Linked DNA regions of Mus musculus: region 2 is linked to region 1. The links are chromatin loops, found by intact Hi-C in ENCODE. Cell type or tissue: gastrocnemius. All regions are shown on one strand. Each heading gives the region's core, and the rest is flanking DNA. Links, peaks and the distances in the headings are about the cores only.

Region 1 (8,268 bases), core at 2,001-7,000:
GAACCTGTGAATGCTTATCAGCAGCAACACAATGGCAAGAGCAACTAAATAAGCAAAGAAGTCCCAGTGCCTTGGTCTTGCCTTACTGAGAGCTAATAGGGATACTCCTCCATGCAACCGGTGGGGTCTTCTGAAGTCTGAGCCTACATGTCATTTATCACGAGACGATGGAGACGCAAGACGAGGTTTTCCTCTGAAATACAAATAGCTACCTTAGTAATGTCTTTCTTCAGAGTTTCTAAGCCATCTTGGGAGGACGCTCTCCTCCTCTGCTCGAGGCCTGGTGGCTTCACTTTAGATGGAGACACTAAGACTGCGCCACCTGGAAGACCCCATGGAAAGCACATGTCGGTCACACTAAGTGTCGGTCACACTAAGCTACATTCTAAAAGGGCGGATGACAGGTTGCAGGGTTTGTCCATTACCAACAGCTGGCGTCGTGAGATCATGGTGCGTCCGCTGGATACCGAGTTCTCTCAGCCTCGGTGTAGGAAGCCTGCCTCCCTTCCCTGAGGAAACAGAAGATGTCTCCGACCTAGAAAGTGAGACAATTTATTAGGAAGCCTTTCTTCCAGAAAATTTAATCAAAACTGTCTCGTTACCGTTAAGTAGCACAGTAAGAAAACATAAACCATCTAAGAGAAGTCTAGTTTTGTTTCTGAAGAAAAAAAAAATTCAGGCTCCCTCATGGAGGGAGCCTATGACCCAGTGTTTAGGACGCAGCCTCAGGAGAGTCATGAGTTCCAAGCCAGCTCTGGCTATATAGGGAAGTCTCGACTAAAAAACAATCCTTTTAAAACTTCTCAATCCATAAGGAGTTAGCGAAGCCAAGCCTAGAAAGGAGGGGAGATCACTGTACACCAGCCATCCATAAGGAAGACGGCGTCCAGTTAGTCAGCACGAGTTCCCATCGCCTGCATCCATGAACGAACAAAGGGCTTGGCTACAGACAAAGTGGACTGTCAACAAAGGCAAAGAGCCACTCCTCTAAAGCGGTCTGCACATGAAACCGCCCTTGTTGGCCATTTTCAGAAACCACTTTAAAAATATTACAAGGGAGTGGCCTTTCTTTCTTGACAGAAGCACCTGATATTCATGAATCCCAGCTTCCCCTGTGAAGTCATCCTACCTGACACGCTACAAATCTGGCGAATCCTCAGCACAGGACGCATGTGAGAACTGACTGCCCCTCGCAGAGCACAGTGCTCCAGTGCTCCATCGCACTCTGTGTGATCCCAGCACACTCCATGTGGCAGCACCTATGTCACTGCTCCTTGCTAGTCACAGAGCTGCCGGTGCAACCGTGTACCCAGTGACAGCACATACGCATCCGTCACGTACTAGAATGTCCTATACGCTGAGGAACTTAGGTCTCACCCTTCTGTCAGTCTGTCTGCCTTGGGTGTCTGTGTGTCCGGTTTCTCCAGCTCTACCGCACAGGTCTGCTTGTCCTGTCCTCTCTCCTCTCTCCCGTCCTCCTCCGCCCTGGGCTCCTCCTGGGTGTCTTCCTTCGTGCTCTCCTCAGCATCCCAAGCCAGCTTCCTCCTGACCGAGGCGGCAGGCTCTGGCATCTCCAGTCTCCTGGTGGAGTTTTTCAGGGGCTGCTCTCCCGAGGCAACTTTTCTTTCTTCTAGTTTGGTAGGAGGGTGTTTCTGGGGGGTCCTGTGGTTTGTAAGGTCTCTGCATTTCAAAAAAAAAAAAATTTATTGCAAATCTGCATTTGAGTGTCTCAGTTTATCCTGGGTTAGCGAGTGTGAGACTTCCTGTCTCTTCGTTTCCATACTGAAGGCCTTCTCTGGGTAGTGAAGTTATTGTGCAATAGAGCAAGAGAAAGCTCTACCCAAGTGTCCACTAAATATTCCAAAAAGTAATAGTTACCTACTTCACACACTTACACTTGCACTTCTGGTGACAAAAGGGTAAAACGTTACCCTCAAAATGATAAGGACTAACTCCAACGAGGCAAATTTGTCATAACTAAACTCATATTCATGCACAAGTACGCAGATTCAAATTTTTATGTTTTAGATTCATCTTTCCAAAATATTATTAAAGAGTATTTTGTGAACTTTTAAAGCAAGATCACATAGTAGAATTTATAAATGAATGAGGTATATGTGACTATATGAGAATGCTCTACTTTATTAGCTACAAATCAATGTATAATTTCCCTTACAAATAGTTAAATAGTGCTCAGTTTAAAATTTAAAACAGCAGAGAATTCTCTACATCTAGAGGCCCAGTTCCACAAGAGCCACAAAATTCATTAATGAATGATAATGGATATATATCACTCACTTATATTTTCATAAGTTTTTATGGCTGCTCATTACTTCTTAAAGTTCTTTTACATCTATCTTATCTAGTTCTGTTGTTACAAAGAATATTACAAAAGTTAGCTGCCCAGAGTTATTTATTAGTCATACAGAAACACAAAAAGCAAGTATAATATAGCTACATTTACCACAGAGAATAAGTTTTAAATAATGAAATAAGAGACCCATCTGGCTAAACAGCAGATTGTGAGTTAGCTGGGTCATTTTCCTACATCATCCTATGATGCACACAAGCTATAACACAGCCTTCTCACTTTCCACAAAGAACATCTCACCCAGCAAGATCCAGTGCTCGGATGTTGCTACTGACGGTGCCTTCCGAGCTTGTGACTGAGGAGACGTCCCAACAGCAGTTGCTGTCCGACATAATCTGGTTCAGATGGTCCCGAGAAAAATGTGTCCCCTGAACTCGCTTCCTGTAAGATTCGGCCTTTTCTCGGAGCTCCTTAACCTACGCAGAGAGTTCAGGTGCCTTCCTTTATTGCCAAGGATCTTTTATAAACACCGACAAGTACATAAGAAAGCCAAAGCAGGATACAGCCACAGTCCAATGAGAAAGGCAGGCAAAATAACAGCCACATACACTCATCAGACTATGCGTTTCAGCAGATATTAAAACAATTAAGCAAAAGCATAATGCAGCTAATTTATTCCAAACTACTAGGCAAGGAGACATTTGTAGTAGCTAAGAACAATTTTGACAAATACTTTTTTACTCCAACTGAAATTACACAAGTATTCTATGCATTATTATAGTTTTTAAGAACTCAAAAGCAACCAACCTCTGCATACCACATGGCATTTAGAGAACCCTAGGGGAGGAATACAGAGACACACTTAATGACAGGTTAATGCCATACATGAGTATTAATGGGAATCAATGAGATACTGAACCTTATTATTCTTCCTTCTAAATAGATACCAACTTGTCAATACAATTAAATTTCTTGTATCCTTAGTAATCGTGAACTCAGTAACCAAGACATCTTAGCACTGCTCGAGGACCAGCCACGCTCTTGCGAGGCTGTGGTGCTGGTGATAGGTAATTGATTGTCATCCCTCTCTCCCCATCTCTGGCTGTGATGGTGCTACTGATAGGTAACTGACTGCTATTCCTTGCTCTCCATCTCTAGAAGAGTGGCTCCATGCCAGTGACTCCTAGTCTAGCTTAATCCCCCAGCTCTCTGCCAGCCTCTCCTATTACACAAGACCCCACTAACTACTGTGAGATTCTTTCTCCAAATCTCTTGAAGTCAGCAAAACCTCAAGTTAAAAAAAAAAAAGACAAAAACAAGAACAAACAAAACAAACAAAAATACACTATATAAATGAAAATAAATACCTTCCAAATAATAGTGATATAGTCAACAAAAAAGATTTTTTTTAAATCATGAGGAACTATAAAATACTTTGAATTCTCTAATTTGCAAATCATGTACTTTTATATGAAAAGAACCCAACTACCATTGGAAACCTTTTTATTTTATACATAACACTGCCACCTGCTGGTTTCTCTAAATGCACCAATACAGTGCAAAAAAAAAAAAAAAAAAAAAGCTGACTTGTTACAATTCTGCTTTAAATGTTATTATATTTAGCCACATTTGTTGCTATTAATAACTATATTTTAAAAAACAGAGTTCCTACCCTTGTGTATAATCTTTTATCCCTCAACTATTTTAGTTAATAGTTTGGCCTTCACAGGGAGAGATGTTTTACGTATTCCATCAGGGCCTCATTCTTCAGCAGCAGTGTGTAAACTGCCACCCAGCACTGCCACAACCTGTGTCCTAGCAGACAAACAAGGACATGAACTGAAGGGCCGGTTCAAAGGGCTCCAATCAACACAGCCTTCCATGCTGAGCAGTGGAAAGACAGACAAGGAGGCTGCGTCCTGTTCACACAGGAGCTCCGTGTGCTTAAAGACTGAGAATGGGGGAAGAGCCCATAGCCATTTAGAAAGGACAGAGTGCAGGCACTTTCTGTATGCCTATTCAGTTCTATTTATTAATGACCTATGAACTCCAATGCTTTTACAAGTCTTCATTAGCCATCCTTCCTAAAAATGCTAACACTCAGTTTTATATTTAAGTGTCTATAATCCTAAACAAAGATAAAAAACTGTCTCTCAAAGTAAGGTCCTCTACTGGCAAGAGGGAGAATTTGAGTGTAGATTTCAGAAATGACCCCTAGGGCCAGTGACCAGGACTGCTATAAAGGATAAGAATGCATTATTCCCAACAACGTCACCCAATGATGGGATATTTTATAAGCCAAGGAGAGAGAGATGGCTCAGAGGCTAAAAGCACTTGCTGCTCCTACACAGAACCAGTTCAGCTCTCAGCGCCCACATTAAGTGACTTACAGCTGGCTATAACTCCAGTTCCTAGGGATACAATGCCCTCTTCTGGCCTCCATGGGCACAGGCACATGAACACACATGCAAACACACGCGCACAATCTAAACACTATAAGTAGAATGCTTTCATTACTGAATTCTTTTTCCCAATTTGAACTGAATCATTTAAAATTTACGTGCGGAAAAATCGAATTCAGAAAACAGCAAGAATGAATGAGGCGAAATCTTACACCTGGTCCTTACAGCATCTGTCAGGTTACAGGGTGGATCTCAAATGCAGCACTTTATCTAGAATCAAAGTCCTAACTGGCCTCAAGAGTCACATCAATAACCAAGCCAAAAAGACGTACATGCCAGCGAGCCATCCTGACACACACCTGTTAAGCCTGCATGGGAGAGGCTGAGGCAGGAGGACTGCTATGAGGCTAAGGTTAGACCCTTTTCAAAAACCAAATTAACTTAGAACAGATTCCATTATTAAAGGCAGTCTTATATGACCATTATAAAGCAGCAGTGTGTAACTGAAATGATGCAGGTGTGGGATACATAGCCACAATCAAAACCAGCTCACACAGGATGTCTATTCCACTAGTAAGTACACAGGACTTAAGACAGAACACCCAGTAGCTTTGCTAAAAACAGATTCCCAAAGTGTAGCATGTAGACAATTTAAAAGGAAATGAAGTTAGTATCTGAACTATGAGCAGAGAGTGTGTCAGTGATAGGATTGTGGCTGGAGAGACGGCTCAGTGGGTGACAGCGCTTGCCCTCTCACCCCCTGCATAATTCCAGCACTGGAAGGTAAAGGAGGCCATGGCTCAGTAGCCAGGCACACAGCCTATCAGTGAGATCTGGGTTCTGTGAGACATGCTGTCACAAAAAGTAAGCTAGCAAGCAGCTCCACCTGTGGCCTCCACGTGCACAGCCATGTATGCACACTGCACACACCACACATACATAAAACACATGCCAAAAAATGCTGGGGGCAGGGAGAAGATGGCAGAATACTTGATATTCAGGTCACTCAGTATCAGCCATATACCACAAACAGTAGTCCAGGGGAAAAAATCTAGTATTTAGCCAAAACATGGCCCCTATTAAATGTTTATAACTTGGTTAATAACTGATCACTGGGGCTGGAGAGATGGCTCAGAGGTAAAGAGCACTGACTGTTCTTCCGAAGGTCCTGAGTTCAAATCCCAGCAACCACATGGTGGCTCACAACCATCTGTAATGAGATCTGACGCCCTCTTCTGGAGTGTCTGAAGACAGCTACAGTGTACTTAGATATAATAATAAATAAATCTTTAAAAAAAAAACTGATCACTGGCTTCTCTGAGAATTGCTATGTCCTCCTTTTGCCAACTTAAGTTTTGGTTTTTTGATAAAAGGCTAATGCAAATTTCACCCTAATTTATAAACTTCCAGTAGCAACTAATACATCTATGAGAAGGTTACAGCATGGAGATATCACATCGGGTGAAACTGAGAACGCAGCCTCTACATTACAGCACAGCACCCTCCTCCCTGGGACAACAGAGCATTCCGCCTGACTTCAACATCTCCAGCCCTCCCTGGGCTAAACGGTGAGGCCTAAATACCAACTCACCTCAGTCTGAAGAGACCGTACACTAGCCAAGGCTCTTCCCAACGCAGCTTTCTCAGACCTGTCCACTGGCCCTCTTCAGCCACATGCTTCAGTGTTCCCGTTTTCTCCTGCCCTGCCCAATCCCCCAGAAATAATCTCTTTGCCAAGGCCTAGAATATTACTCAACTGTGCAAGAGCCTAGGGGATTCAGTCCTTTTTCCATTATGGCTGCTTGTGAAACTCAAACTTTTTACTTGATTTTACCAGAGTGAATGGACAAATGCCCAGATGACCAGGAGCTGCTCCTGTCCTGTGCAGCCTGGGCTGGGCTAGCTGCTCCTGTCCTGTGCAGTCTGGGCTGGGCTAGCTGCTCCTGTCCTGTGCAGCCTGGGCTGGGCTAGCTGCTCCTGTCCTGTGCAGCCTGGGCTGGGCTAGCTGCTCCTGCCCTGTGCAGCCTGGGCTGGGCTAGCTGCTCCTGTCCTGTGCAGTCTGGGCTGGGCTAGCTGCTCCTGTCCTGCGCAGCCTGGGCTGGGCTAGCTGCTCCTGTCCCGCACAGTCTGGGTGAGGCTTGGGTAGACAGTTCTGAGAGTAGCTGCAGTGGAAAAGTCTGGAAGCCCCCTGAAACAGAGCGCTGAGAAGGGTGTGGCTGCAGTGAGAAAAGTCAGAGAGCCCCTTGAGGCAGAGCGCTGAGGAGGGTGTAGCAAGGCTACTTGTCTCACGGAACCAGCAGCTCACAAAGACCAGACCCAATCTACCCTCTTTGGAAAGATAGACAGAAAAGAATATCTGTTATTATACAATCCAACCCCAAAAACGGTTTAATTTAGCTTGTGCACATGAGAAGGGCTGAAAAGTGTCCAGATAACAGTTTTAAGACACGAATTATACAGTAATATAGACTTTCTACCATTTATCCTTTGACTAGAAGCCCCGCTTCTCAGCAGGAGGCTATAACTGTCCTCTCCTCTGCCCAATCTTCAGAGCCCCAGCTTCTCTGCTACATCAGGACACCCCAAGAGTAGAACTTGAACCTCAAGCTGCACACACCCCTTTCCTACATGATGCAGGGGTGCACACTGTAGCAATCTTCCTGGAACATTCATTATTGATAGAGAGAACCTTCAGTTCAAAGTCTGAGGTCTGGATGGCATGAGGACCCAACCAAGAAGGCTATCATCCTGCAAACTGAACTCATTAGAACTATCAGATACTTCATGGCTTTAAAAAAATGACTTTAATAACCAATGTCAATCTCCACGGGGTCACTGCTATAAAAACAGTACACACACCGGTAAGGTGACAACTACGATTTTAAGATGGTGGGATTTGCGGTGCTACTATTGGACCATCCATCCTCACACTGTGAGTGAAACTCATGGTGCAGTGGCTGGCTCGGCCGGAAGAGCGTGTGCGATCAGACTCACCTGGTTTGACAGGTTCTCCTTCACCCGGGTCCAAGCTCCAGCTTTATAGAAATACTGGGCTGGGCTCAGGAACTTTGCTCTATATTCAGAATTCACTTTTCTAAGAGAGACAGAACGCAAGTAAGTATTTTAGCAAGCTGACCACCCAGACATGACCGTTTCCTGGTGAGCTACGTACCCAAGCCTTTGGTGTCTCCATGAAGCAGGCTTCTTTACAGACTGGTCTGAGTCTTCCGACGCCATGTCTACTTCTAAGTCTAAAGGCTCATCTGCCTTATTGTATTGAAATGGAAATAATTTGAGTGTTTATGCTTAGAGATGTCAGACATTCAAGTAAAAACATACATGTTATAAAGGTAGGCCTAGAAACTCTACTACATTTTTGCTTCTAGATGTTTAGCTACTAAAGCAAACAAACAAACAAACAAACAAACCCAAATCAACAAGTTTTGAAGCCAAGGAGTTTAGATCCCTGATTTTATGGGGTTTTTTTAAAGATGAATTTAAAAATTAACAAATACCATCAAAATATTAAACAATGCTACCACATATTGAACAGAG
Region 2 (8,268 bases), core at 1,775-6,774, 380 kb before region 1:
CAGACACCTGAGAATATGGTCATGACTAGTAATGCTTGGGTGAGCTAGAAATCCCATGAGCCACATACCTTCATGTGCTGAGCAGAAAAAGTCCAGGACCTGAAATAGTCATATGGTCAATCGATATCATTCTGGACACAAGTCCTAAGCATGGGAACGAATATGTACACTATTCTGTTTGTTGGCATATATTGGTCTAATATGGTTTTGATAATGGGAATGTTTGTTACTTTTAAATCATAATTCTATACATAGATGCACTCAATCAATGTTCTTTGCTATCTTAAAACTACAAAAGTCCACTTTATCTAAAGTATCTTATTATTTCATCTTTATCTCCTCCCTTCTAGGCGTTTAGTCTCTCCTCTACTATAAGATTCTGTTTCTTTCTTTAGAAGTAGGCAATACTGAGGCTGTCATGTTTGTGTGATATTCATCAACAAACCATCTTTGGAACCTGGCAATCTTGATTTTTCTTATTGTCGGGATACCTTTGGGTACCAAATTCTCCCTTAATAGAGATGAGCTTGTTCAAAGGAAAAACCTGAATGTGTTGAGTTTTGACCCACGCTGAACCTGCCCACCACAGCCCCTCAGTGATCCGTCTTGTAATTCCTTTCCAAGCACGTGACTAAGCAAGGTGCATCCCCTTACTGAGCTCAAGTCAGAAGCATTTTGTTCTTTTCCACACTTGAAGGTCTCTCTTATTCCAGTACTCACATGATCATCTTATTCCGGAGAAAAGGTGACGCTATATGGAACTACCCACAGCATCCTGACTTTCTCGAGATCCATGACAAAGCTGAGGAAGAGCTGGGCCCTCATATGACTTGGGCCTTGCATGTGTCTCAGGTTACAAGTACAAACTTCTTCAGACACTCATCTCACCAGGCATGGGGGAAACACAGACACTTGCCAGGATTAGGTATTAAAGTCGCTTCTCATTTAACCGGATGTGTCTAGGATGGGCACACTCTGGGATAAATGCTCGCAGTCTTTCATACTTCCTCTCGTCCTGTGAGCACCCAAAGATGGCAAGGCTAGAGCTAGCCTCATAGTACAAGCAGTGTCAGCAGCAGCAGCAGCAGCAGCAGCAGCAGCAGCAGCAGCAGCCAAACGCTCAGTGGATGATGGCCTTGTCTCCTCTCCTTGATGTAGCACCAAGTCAGCCGAGTCTAAGGAACATATGGGCAAGCACTCTCTGGTCCTTAACATTTCTTCTGTCAGTATCTCCTCACACTGCTCCTCCGTGTGCACCTTCCAATGGCCACCAGTTGCCTGGTCTTTTTATGACCGAAACATCCATTCGATATAGCTTTGAAGGGATTTTCAGGAATTCTGGAAATCCATCTTCTGCCTCATCTATCTGGCCACCTGCCAAGGCCACCATGACACTGTTACCTCACATGATGACAAAAACCCTTCCAATACATCCATTGCCTTCTAGATGTCCAAACAGTGAAGGGACCAAACTGGACTCTGCTTCGCACTTCTCTGAATTGAAAGCCTGTTTGACTGCTGTCCTTCACTGACTCATAGGATAAACACCACTTCTTTCTTTAAAAGAAAAAAATTGTTCCCTAGGAGCTGAAGGGTTTAACTTACTCTCAGCAAATGAGTGACAAGCTACCCTGCACAATGGCTTTTGTATCTCTAGTCTCAATGTCCCATTGTAGATGTGTGTGGCAGTGTACATTGTGTGTACATGTGTGTACATGTGTGCGTACATGTGTACATGTATATACATGTGTGTGCATGTGTGTACATGTGTGTGTGTGTGCATGTGTGGAGGCCAGAGGACAACTTTGAGTGTCTTTCCCAGGAATCACACACACACACACACACACACACACACACACACACACACACACACACACCCTGGGATCTGTGGTCCTTGTCTGGCCTGGTATGCTGGGCTGGATGCTTAAGCAGCCCCAGGGATGCATCTGTATCTCTCTTCCCAGTGCTGGAATTGCAAGTCTGTGTCACTTTATTCAGCTTTCTTAGTGGAGTAAAGATTGAAGTCCGGTCCTTATGCTTGTAAGGTGGGCACGTAGTGACTGAGCCAGCTTTTTAGGGCTGAGTTAACCACTTGGAAACGTTTTTGAAAGAACTCCTACTGTACTTCATTGAGGCCAGAAAGAGATTCACTCAATGGCATTGAAGATGCAATTCCCACTGGTTATATGGCCTTAAAGGAAATGGCATTTCTTCTCCTCTGTGTATTTTTAGATGAGGCTATGAAACTCAAAGGAGAGCTTAGCCTGAGATGACTCCTTTACTGAAGCTTTTCAAGATCCTGAGCGGAAGAAGACCCAGGGACGCTGTACCTGGACTCATACCGTGGAATCTGAGCTCATACGAGGAGGTTGTTCTGATCTAAGTTTGTGCTGATTTCATGTGAGGCATTAGGAAACAATGATATTATTAGAAGGAGAAGCAAAACCACAGTGCATCCATATTCATGTAGCAACGGGGCAAACAATGAGTAAAGGCACAGAAACCAAAGCCATGTTGGGTGGATTCATGTTTGAGCCCCACCACCTACATGTTATATATGCTTGGGATGTTCCTACATGTTCCCATTCTTTGATTTCCGCACTATGAAATGAAATGGACGGAGGGCTACTCTCATGAAATTATCTTGGGGATTAATGAATCTCAGCACGGTCTTTAGAAGAACAACTGACACATGGTAAGCACTCTATAAACCATTAGGCATCCTCAAATGAACCTACTCTATTCATACCAGTGGCTCTGGACCTCTGGAAGGCTCTCGTTATATGTCCTGAGGGAATAAATGTGAGTCAGCTTACCATAGTCAAAACATTTGACAAAAAAAGATGAACTTATTGTGTTGCCTTTCAAAAAATTAAATTCAGTTAAGAAAACATGGATAAAGTCATAGTGAGTACCGTTTCAATTTTAAGCTGCAAAGAGATCATGTGCAAACATGATCATATCTGAAGATCTTGCTGCTCCCTGCTCTGGTTTAGATATAGTCTGAGAGCATCTCTCGAGACTCATGCAAGGGAAGCTTGGGCTGCGTTGTGGTGGCACTGAGGTGACAAACCTTTACCAAGGGATGCTGTGTGAATGATAACTGGGTCATGGGGCTACATGGAGGTTAGTGTTTCTCTCTAGAAGGAGGTCACAAGGATGCCATCTTCTCTGACCTCTCTGACTCCTCATAGCAATGTTTTGCCTCTTTGGCACATGCTCATGACATTGTGGTACCATCTGCCATGGGGCCTTCACCAGAGCCAAGCAGATACTGAAGATGCTGTGATCTCGAACATGTACAACTCTGAGATAAGTAAGACTCCTTCCTTTACAAAGTGCTTGGACTGGGATGTATCCCCATAGCAGAGTGTGCTTAAGTAGCACCCACAGGCCCCGTTTTCAATTCTCAGCACCACGGGAGGAACTTTATAAAATACCAAGATCCACCTAAGGTAATTTTATAGCACCATAAAATGAACTGAAGTGACATTCCTTCTGCCCGAAGATTTGAGAATCAAACAAGTCAAACAAGCCATAGTCATGGTCATCACTAAAACACTTGTGGACAACTACAGAAATCTCATAGTGTAGTTGCTGCATGTTATTCTCAATGATTGCGCAACAAACTAAAATAGAATGAAAATATTTTATGATAATTTACAGAATAGTTGGCAGACAGATGACAGAAGAAGATATATAGATAGATGAGATAGATAGATAGGTAGATAGATAGATAGATAGATAGATAGATAGATAGATAGATAGATAGATAGATACACAGATGAGATAGATAGGTAGATATAGATATATAGATATATAGATGATGATGATGATAGGTAGATAGATGATTGACAGATGATACATACATACATACATAGATGATAGATAGATAGTAGATAAATAGATAGATAGATAGATAGATAGATAGATAGATAGATAGATAGATAGTAGATAGATAGTAGATAGATAGATAGTAGATAGATAGATATAGATAGACATGCCTTGTAGTTCTGATGATAAATGGGAAAACACATTTAAACCTGGGTGACTTCATACTTCTATATTATGCTCTGTTAGTAAAGCACTTGTCATGCAAGCATGAGTTTGGATCTCCAGCACCCCCAAAACACTGAGCTGGTTGTTAGTGTACGTCTATAATTCTCCTGCTGGAAAGGCAGTACAGAGGGGCCCTAGACATCTCTGGGCAGCCAGACTATCCACACTAACCAGTTTGTCAACCAGGCTTAGTGAGATCCCTCATCTCAGAAAGAAAGAGAGACAGTGACCAAGAAGCTGTGTAGACTTCTGTCTAACATGTTACTTGTACAATATACATGCATATATGTGTGTGTGTGTGTATGTATATGTATATATATATATATAAAATACATACATACATACATAATACATGCATGCACACATACATACGTACATACATACATACATACCACAAACACACAAGCACAAACAACAACAAATCTCCACTAAGAATTAGTGAAACTAATCAGCAGTGAGCAGAAAAAAAAGCAGATTTCTAAGTGTCATCAAGTAACAATAAACAATGCAAATTAATGTCTGCTCATAAATCAGCTCTTGGTAAGGTTGGAGGGGAAGCCCTTCTTCAACGGGAAGTCGTTCCGTAATCCAGATTCTTTCTATCCATGGCTTCCCAGACCCTAGTTTCCCATGGTTTCCACTGTTCCTTGCATCTGTAGAATACGACGGAAATGGCAGTGAAGACCACCAGGGTAGGGGAGCCAGGGAGTGGTAATCGACAGGATTGAAAGCAGCACAGCACGAGTTCCCCTTTGCTATCTTTCCACTAAGAACAACCCAGTCACATGGTCGCATCTCCCTTCAAAGGGGCAGATGGCTTTCTCTGCCAGTAGCACACCAAGCGATGTCAACACACAGTTGTGTGTGGCTGGAAGGCAGCATTAGAAAGCATGATCTCTAAGTCCAGATAATCTAGGTTCAGGCTTGTTTCCCCTGCCTATGCCTTGTTTTCTTCAGTTTCTCCTCTTTTCAATGAAGATTTTAAAATGACGTACATCTTAAGAATCCCATGACACTTGAATTAGATGATGTGCTTGTGATCGCTAGGAGCATCACTATCATTTAATCAGTGTGGAAAATGTTTTCTTTTAACTATTGGTTAGCCATTCCAAATGATTGGTTTGGGAAGCAAAGAAGTCATCCATTTCTTCTCTCTCTCTCTCTTTCTGATATTTTATTTATTTACATTTCAAATGCTATTCCCTTTCTCAGTTCACTCCCCCCGAGCCCCCCCATCCCACCCCCCTTCCCTGCTTCTATGAGAGTGCTCCCCTACCCACCCATTCACTCCCACCTCACCGCCCTGGAATTCCTCTATACTGGGACATCCATCGAGCCTTCACAGGACCAAGGGCCTCTCCTCCCATTGATGACAAACAAGGCCATCCTATGCTACATATGTGACTGGAGCCATGGGTCCCTCCATGTGTACTCTTTGGTTGGTTGTTTAGTCTCTGGGCACTCTGGGGGGTTTTGGTTGGTTGATGTTGTTGTTGTTCCTATGGGGTTGCAAACCCCTTCAGATCCTTCAGTCCTTTCTCCTACTCCATTGGGGACCTTGTGTTCAGTCCCATGGTTGGCTTCAAGCAGTCATTCATTTCTGTTAAGCACTCAACTGTATGGGTGCTCGAAAGAACATTTCATTTCCATTGAGAACATCTAGGCTCGGGAAGGTCATAGAAACAGAATCTTAAATGACTGCTGTTTCACTGTCATGAAACACCCTTGGCCTGGGTGGCTGTCACTGAGAGCATTGAGAGATCTGGTCTTTTATTACTGGTGGCTCCTCAGTGCCCCAGGCTTGACCATATCCTTTTTGTTTGTTTGTTTGTTTGTTTTTGTTTTGTTTTTCAAGACAGGGCTTCTCTTTATAGCCCTAGCTGTCCTGGAACTCACTTTGTAGACCAGGCTGGCCTCGAACTCAGAAATCCGACTGCCTCTGCCTCTCGAGTACTGGGATTAAAGGAGTGTGCCACCATGTCCAGCGACCATATCCTTATTTAGTGTATAGAGATAACCCTAAGAAGACCCTACTACATGTTTCTATCTCAGGTAAGACAAGGATATCCAAAGCTCACAGAAAGAAAAGCTACTGTAACTTCAAAATAAAACCTCAAATGTCAAAAAAAAAAATTGAGATTAACTATCGATAATACTGTATATATCAAGCTGATAATTTGGAATTATGATGTGCACATGAGCATTTCAGATACTATCAGGTTTCAGTGTTGTTTCATATAAGTGTCTGCCACTGCATTAAAGGAACCCCATGTGGCACCCAGTTTCTGCTTCTCCCTCAGGGTAGCCAGCCCTGTTGCCTCCCAAGCTGAACTGGAGGGAAGGCAGCTTAGGTCGGTGTGGGTTGGCTTGGGTGCAGGATCGCAGTCAGCAATGGGTGTGGTGCAGGAGCAATAAAGAGACCTAGGAAACAACAGCTTCAGAGAACTGGTTCCTTTATTGGGTGGGGAGAGAAAGGATTATGTATGGCGCTGGGGAGTTGCCAGGGTCTCTGGGGCAAGGTTTACGTGGGTGGCTAGGTACCAGTGGCCAGGGCAGGGGTGCCGGATAATGATGCTTCATCCATATACCCTGGGGCTGCAAGGTCTGCAGGGGCTGGGGTAAAAAAATATGGTTAAACAAGGAGTGAAGCCTGATAACTGTCAGGGTAATAAATTCCTGCTAGAGTTGATCCTGGGGGATCCGGCTTTACAACACCACATAGGGAGCGGGGAGGTAGCCAACTACTGCTCCCTCCCTCAAAACTTCTTCCATAACCCCGGACCGTTATGGTCCCACACCCATGAGCATCTCGTAATGGGATCTGAGCTTCTGGATGGTGCTGCTGATCTTTAGGAGCAAATGGCACCCCTTCTGAAGAGCTCCAGGCTACAACATTTACAGTGTGAGTCTACACTCCGCACAGTCTAACCCAGAGAGGGCACTTGACCAGAATTTTTCAAAGCTCTGTAATGCACAGGCTTCTTCTAGAAAGAGATAATGTTCACTAAGCCACACAAATGAATCCACAGCGCACTCCTGTTCAAACTGCAAGCCCGGGGGCGGGGGGGGGGGAGTGGGGGGGCATCTCTCATCTTTATTTCTACGCCGTTCTCCATCGCTCTCATTTTCAAATCCTGCAGCTGCCTTGAGGCACACGCATGCGCCCTTCCCCGGCGCCACAGTCTCATGTATTTTGAGCCGTTCTTCCCTGTAAGCATCTGACAACACGTCCTTTTCCATCTGGCTTCCAGGATTCCACCCAAGTTTACTCCTGAGGCCTTCTTATAAATAATGAACCCTGACTGACATGTTAACCTGATCAGAACCTCAGGGAATAACGTCACAAGGTGACGCTGCTCTTCCTGTTGATTGTCCTCTTCTGAGGGCTTGCCTTGGTTACTACTGACTAGGAAAGTGGGAGAAAGGGACTTCTGGGTAGCCTCCACGTGACTCGCGGGGTAGCTTCGCTACCTTAGCAAGTCACTTCCATATTCCAGCTCCCCTTCCCTCCTTGACACAGCTGGAAAGGCGATGATTTCCTACATTTAATAGCCAATGGTTACTTAATTCAACTGCCCATGGGGGCCATTTAATCCTTTACTATATGCTGGGTCTCTGCCAAGTGTTAGATCATATTTAATCTTCACAGCATCCCTGTGAGATGTTTATAAATGAGAGAAAAACCAGTACAGAGTTATTAAGGAGTGCAAACCAATGGGGGCCTAGCCCTTGAAGACTAGAGACTTTAGAGCTTTTATGAAGACCATGCGTCAGATGGGTTTGTTGTTTCCTAGCGCAGAGAAATGAAGGACCTGTCATAACCAGAGGCATATATAGAATACACACCCAAATCCCACACTGCCCACTCGGGTCAGCACCATCTCTGTGCTAATTCCACCACCCCGGCTTGCTTTACACAAAGTCAATGCTGTAAACTTAAATTTGACCTAGTTTACTCTAATTGTGGGTTGCGGTTCAATTATTCAACAATTGATTACTAAGAACTTAGCTTTTGAGCAACCACTATAAATGCAGTCTTTCTTCTCTGGTCTCTCTCATAAACAAACCTTGCTACTTTAGATTCCTCTGACTAAGCCCCAGCCTTCAAAATGACCTAGAAATGCAGAAGGAGCTGCCTCCTGCAGGTTCCATATTCCAAAGGACAATGCAGACATAGAAGACGACCCTGGGATGTATACTGAGACGATT

What was found. Peaks named below come from ENCODE experiments on the same cell type or tissue, not always from the same donor. Only the 100,000 strongest peaks of a DNase experiment are listed, where the experiment ranks them.
Region 2: a loop joins it to region 1, with 6 times the contacts of the local background. A loop is called at or near these places in 26 of 42 quality-filtered maps.

Annotation. Positions count from the first base shown.
Region 1 is chr10:118,151,714-118,159,981 of GRCm38, reverse strand. It overlaps Mdm1 (transformed mouse 3T3 cell double minute 1), which reads right to left. Exons shown (of 14, transcript NM_148922.3): 6 at 7,886-7,980; 7 at 7,708-7,807; 8 at 2,612-2,787; 9 at 1,378-1,680; 10 at 426-535; 11 at 213-322. Among named protein-coding and RNA genes, the nearest start is that of Mdm1, 14 kb to the right of the region's middle. In gastrocnemius, for the core only: CTCF peaks have their summits at 3,827 (motif pointing left) and 4,725 (motif pointing left); a DNase peak (open chromatin) is centred at 3,465.
Region 2 is chr10:118,536,190-118,544,457 of GRCm38, reverse strand. The region is part of intron 1 of Ifngas1 (Ifng antisense RNA 1); the gene reads left to right. Among named protein-coding and RNA genes, the nearest start is that of Ifngas1, 16 kb to the left of the region's middle. In gastrocnemius, for the core only: no CTCF peak of the experiment used is centred there; a DNase peak (open chromatin) is centred at 4,896.